2 separate regions of the Homo sapiens genome follow, and region 2 is linked to region 1. The links are chromatin loops, found by intact Hi-C in ENCODE. Cell type or tissue: heart right ventricle. All regions are shown on one strand. Region 1 overlaps CD109 (CD109 molecule). Region 2 overlaps CD109 (CD109 molecule).

The links. A loop is a pair of places that touch in the nucleus more often than their neighbours do. Peaks named below come from ENCODE experiments on the same cell type or tissue, not always from the same donor. Only the 100,000 strongest peaks of a DNase experiment are listed, where the experiment ranks them.
Region 2: a loop joins it to region 1, with 2.1 times the contacts of the local background. A loop is called at or near these places in 7 of 110 quality-filtered maps.

The regions. Positions count from the first base shown.
Region 1 is chr6:73,738,300-73,740,799 of GRCh38, reverse strand. All of the region lies in intron 5 of CD109 (CD109 molecule), which reads right to left. Among named protein-coding and RNA genes, the nearest start is that of CD109, 43 kb to the right of the region's middle. In heart right ventricle, a CTCF peak has its summit at 1,507 (motif pointing left); no DNase peak of the experiment used is centred here.
Region 2 is chr6:73,797,586-73,800,085 of GRCh38, reverse strand. The region is part of intron 23 of CD109 (CD109 molecule); the gene reads right to left. Among named protein-coding and RNA genes, the nearest start is that of CD109, 100 kb to the right of the region's middle. In heart right ventricle, a CTCF peak has its summit at 1,402 (motif pointing right); a DNase peak (open chromatin) is centred at 1,379; H3K27ac peaks cover 372 bases.

The DNA.
Region 1 (2,500 bases):
GGCCAACATGATGAAACCGTCTCTACTAAAAATACAAAAATTAGCTGGGCATGGTGGTGCATGCCTGTAATCCCAGCTACTCAGGAGGCTGAGGCAGGAGAATCGCTTGAACCTGGGATGTGGAGGTTTCAGTGAGCCGAGATCACACCACGGCCTGGGCAAAAGAGCGAGACTCTGTCTCGAAAAAAAAAAAAAAGAAAGAAAGAAAAGAAAACTAGAAATCATACTAGACCAAAATAATTACTCACCATTACTATCATAAAAAACCTTGAAGGTGAAAAGCAATACAATACTTGAAGGGCAAACAATTTAGATTAATCCAGAAAGGTTAACACGGTATCATAAAGGACTTATTCACTCTTACTCTACAAACAAACATGTTATTAATACAAGTGGAGAAATGCCAAGGAGCCGTCAAGTATGTTTTACTTAAAGGATCCTTTTCCTGACCTAGGACAAAGGGTAACTGAAGAATACCACTTTCTGATTACCTGTATAGTCATTACAAATCAAAGCTCTGATAACTCCGGTAATTCTTAAAGAGATTGTCCATCAGTGGGAATACTCATATCATTCCATATTTTTTCTACAGACAAAATGGAATTTCAAAACTCTCCCAAAGGCTGTGTATGATGGCTCACACATGTAATCCCAGCACTTTGTGAGGCCAAGGCAGAAGGATTGCTTGAGTCCAGGAGCTCAAGATCAGCCTGGGCAACATAACAAGACCCTGTCTCTATGAAAAGGAAAAAAAAATTTTTTAACTAGGCAGGCGTAGTGGCACATACCTGTAGTCCCTGCTACTCAGGAGGCTGAGGCAGGAGGATCACTTGAGCCCAGGAGTTCGAGGCTGCAGTGAACTATGATTGTGCCACTTCACTCTAGCCTGAGTGACAGACGACAACCCTGTCTCTTACAAATTAAAAAATTTAAAAAATACTTCCTTTTTTTTTAGCCAGAGTATCACTCTGTCGCCCAGGCTGGAGAGCGGTGGCATGATCTTGGCTCACTGCAAGCTCCGCCTCCCAGGTTCACGCCATTCTCCTGCCTCAGCCTCCCGAGTAGCTGGGACTACAGGCGCCCGCCACCACACCCAGCTAATTTTTCGTATTTTTAGTAGAGACGGGGTTTCACTGTATTAGCCAAGATGGTCTCGGTCTCCTGACCTCGTGATCCGCCCGCCTCGGCTTCCCAAAGTGCTGGGATTACAGGTGTGAGCCACCACGCCCAGCCAATACTTTCTTGAAAATAAATATTTTCCTTCCCTGAGTTTTATATTGAGAATGGTGACTGCCACCGAAAAGTAAAAATATAGTCTCTAATGGTGGGCTATTTAAATAATAAATACATTTCCTCTATGTTATTATTCACTACTAAAAGAAAAGGGGTTTAATAACAAGAAATATACAGTCCTTTAATGCTGCGCAGTAGTCAAAGAAAAACAAAAGCCAGAGACCAAGGCCACAGTTGCTTCTCATAACATTTCCTTGGTTATACTGACCCCTGGTGGTTCTAAAAGGGCTCTTTTTTTTAAGGGGCTTATTTTTTCTTAGCTGAATGCCTCAAATTAACATACCTCAAATGACAAGTACCTGATCAGTATACTTGTCTTCAAAAAGATAAAGATGCTTTATAGAATATACAAAAGGGAAAATTGCATTTGGTTCAAGACAAATTATTGCTATATAGTTTTCACACATTCGTTTTAAGAAAATACTGCTTTCTACTTACATGCAAAAGCACTGAACTTGGTCCCAGGAATAGAGAGGTGAGCAAGACCAGAAGGTCACCAGCTTTACAAAGGCTACTGTCTATCATGGACCACTAATTAAAAGTGAGATGAATGAATTAAGGGAAGCACACAGTACTATGGGAATGTCTGGAACAGCCAGGCCACTTTAGAGAATGGCTGCAGGTTAAAAGCAAGTAGCGAGAATAAGGAAGAAAAAACATTCTCAGCAGAGGGAACAGCATGATGAAAGGCTCTAGAATGAGACAGATCGGTGAGTTTAAGAAACTTAAGGGACATAAGATGTCTAAAGCATAGAGTTCAAGAGGAAGGGCGGCACTTTACAAGACTGAAAAGTTGGGCAAGGGCCAGATCCTGCAAATGCTTTTCATTTTTTAAGCACCTAAATTTCCTTAAGAGCATTTGTTTTCTATAAAAGCAATATGACAAGCCAAGTCCACAAACCACAACATGATAAATCCTATAAATCTTTCAAAGTATAATCTCACATCTTCTGCAAAGTCTCCCTCTGCTATTCTATCCCCCTCTCTTCTGGTACTTATTCTGTCCACCATTCAATGAACAAATTAATCCCTCAGCGCCTGTTATCCAGCTAAAACTGCTCTTGCTGGTCATTGTGCATAGGTGGCATCTGAATGGACCAAAAATGGACACCTTGACCCAGGGCGGCCCACCCACAGGCTGCCAGCCACCTGTGCAGAGGCTTGCTTTAAAGATTCTGGGCATGATGGTTATTTAGCTAAGCTAATG
Region 2 (2,500 bases), 59 kb before region 1:
CTAGGAGTTTGAGACCAGCCTGGGCAATATGACAAAAGCCTGTCTCTACAAAAATACAAAAAAAAAATTAGCATGGTGGCATGTGCCTGTAGTCCCACCTGTTCAGAAGGCTGAAGTGGGAGAATCACCTGAGCCCAGTAAGTCAAGGCTGCAGTGAACCATGATTGTGCCACTGCACTTCAGCCTGGGCAAAGGGAGACACCCTGTCTTTAAAAAAAAAAAAAAAATTGCGGGGGGAAATGAGAAAACATATATGTATACATTTATTTTCGCAAAAGGAGAGAGAGAAAAGATAGTCTAGAAACTAATGAAGTAGGTTACTGGTATATTTGTCCCCACACAAATCTCATGTTCAATTATAATCCTCAATGTTGGAGGTAAGGCCCAGTGGGAGGTGACTGGATCTTGGTGCTGTCCTTGAGATAGTGAGTGAGTTACTGTAAGATCTGGTCATTTAAAAGTGTGTGGCACCTCCCCACAACACTGTCTCTCTTGTCCTTGTTTTCACCATGTGATGTGCCTGTTCCCAGTTCACCTTCTGCCACAACTGTAAGCTTCCTGAGACCTTCCTAGGGGGAAATGCCGGCGCTATGCTTCCTGCACAGCCTGCAGAATCATGAGCCAATTAAACCTCTTTCCTTATAAATTACCCAGACTCGGGTATTTCTTTATAGTAATGCAAGAACCGCCTGATATAGTTACCAATGAGAGGTAGGGAGAAAGAAAAGGGGAAGAAGAGACACTCTTTTGAATATATGTCTCAAAATAAGTTTGTCTTTTGGAAGCATGTTAATGTTCTACATGTTCAAAACATAAACAAAAGTGGAAAAAATTAAATGATAGGCATTATCACTACTCTAGTTCATTTTATCATGTTTTAGTTTTCACATAACCTTTAAAAATGCAGTATATTATCTCATTTTTCAGAGGCAGCCAGGGATCACAGAGAAGCAAAATAATTAATGTTCACAAAAGAAATCAGCAAGAGAGTCCAGGACATTCTCCCTCAATTTTTAATTAAGGACTAAATTCTCCAGATAGCCAGAGTTTAACTATGAATTCAACCTAAGAAAAAAGAGGAAAAGGAAAGAAGAGAGGAGAAGGAGAGGAGAGGGAAGAAGAAAAAAGAAAATAGGTTTGAGGCCCTCAATCCCTACACAAAAGTTTGAGGTACTTTTGTGACAGAAAGACCAACCTCAAGGAGAGGACCATGTGCCTCCACACCCCCAGATCACATCAACAACGGCAGTTCCAAGTATGAGATATTGTGAAACTGGTCAGAGATGAGATCATGGAGATGAGATCAGTGCTTATGGAAATTACCCCTCAGGTGGCTGACCTCCAACATTCCCCATTAATATCAACAACTAGCACCATTCTTCCACTAGAGGCAGCCAGCCCAGAGAAGAGGCCACAGACAATCACCAGTTTTGCAGTGAATTTCTTGAGCAGGCTTAGATAACACCGAGAATCCAAACCACCAGCTCTGCTCCCATGGAAAAGTAAGGGAGAAATTCACAACCTGGAGAGAACTTGTATGTCTCCTTGTGGGAGTGTCCTGTGAGGTTTCCTTCCTCATCTTAAACCAGCATGCATCATTGTGGATCCCTCGACTGTCCTCCAAATCGTCCCAGTGTATCAGGCCTAATTTCCATCCCATAAACAAAACAGGTCCAGGCACAGTGGCTCATGCCTATAATCCCAGCACTTTGGGAGGCCAAGGCGGGTGGATTACCTGAGGACAGGAGTTTGAAACCAGCCTGGCTAATACGGCAAAGTCCCGTCTCTACTAAAAATACAAAAATTAGCCAGGTGTGGTGGCACACACCTGTAGTCCCAGCTACTCGGGAGGCTGAAGCAGGAGAATCGCTTGAACCTGGGAGGCGGAGGTTGCAGTGAGCCAAGATCGTACCACTGTACTCCAGACTGGATGACAGAGCAAGACTCCATCACAAAAAAAAGAAAAAAAAAAAAACAGGACACTGATGACTCGTCTATAATGTTTGTTGTTAATACAACAACTCAGCCTTCCAGTGCAGTCATCTAAGTTGGAGACTCTGCATCACAACAGACGAGAAAAGCAAAAACATAGCTCTCTCCAAAAGTTTATGAAGAAATAAGAGTATCACCTTTAAGTTAATCATTTTAGGAATGGCTCTTGAGTTTGAAAAGTAATCATATGCTCAGAACTTTCATAGACTTCTGAAAATTGAAATGCAGAAGAAGTCCAGAGGCTCTTAAGATAAAAACCCATGAGCCCTTCATAAAGGGCCAGATAAGACACATCCTGTTCTGGGTTATGAATTTTCTTTGGGATAACCATGAATGTAAAATTTCAAAATTTATTATAATAAAGATAAAAATACTGCTCACAAACAATGAAAAAGTAACATTCTAAACATAGTTTGACTTGATTTACCTCGTGTCAAAATTACATGTAAATAAAGGAAGTAAAGTCGGCTATTTGTGACTATTTCAAGAATTTTCTCTGGTAATAAGC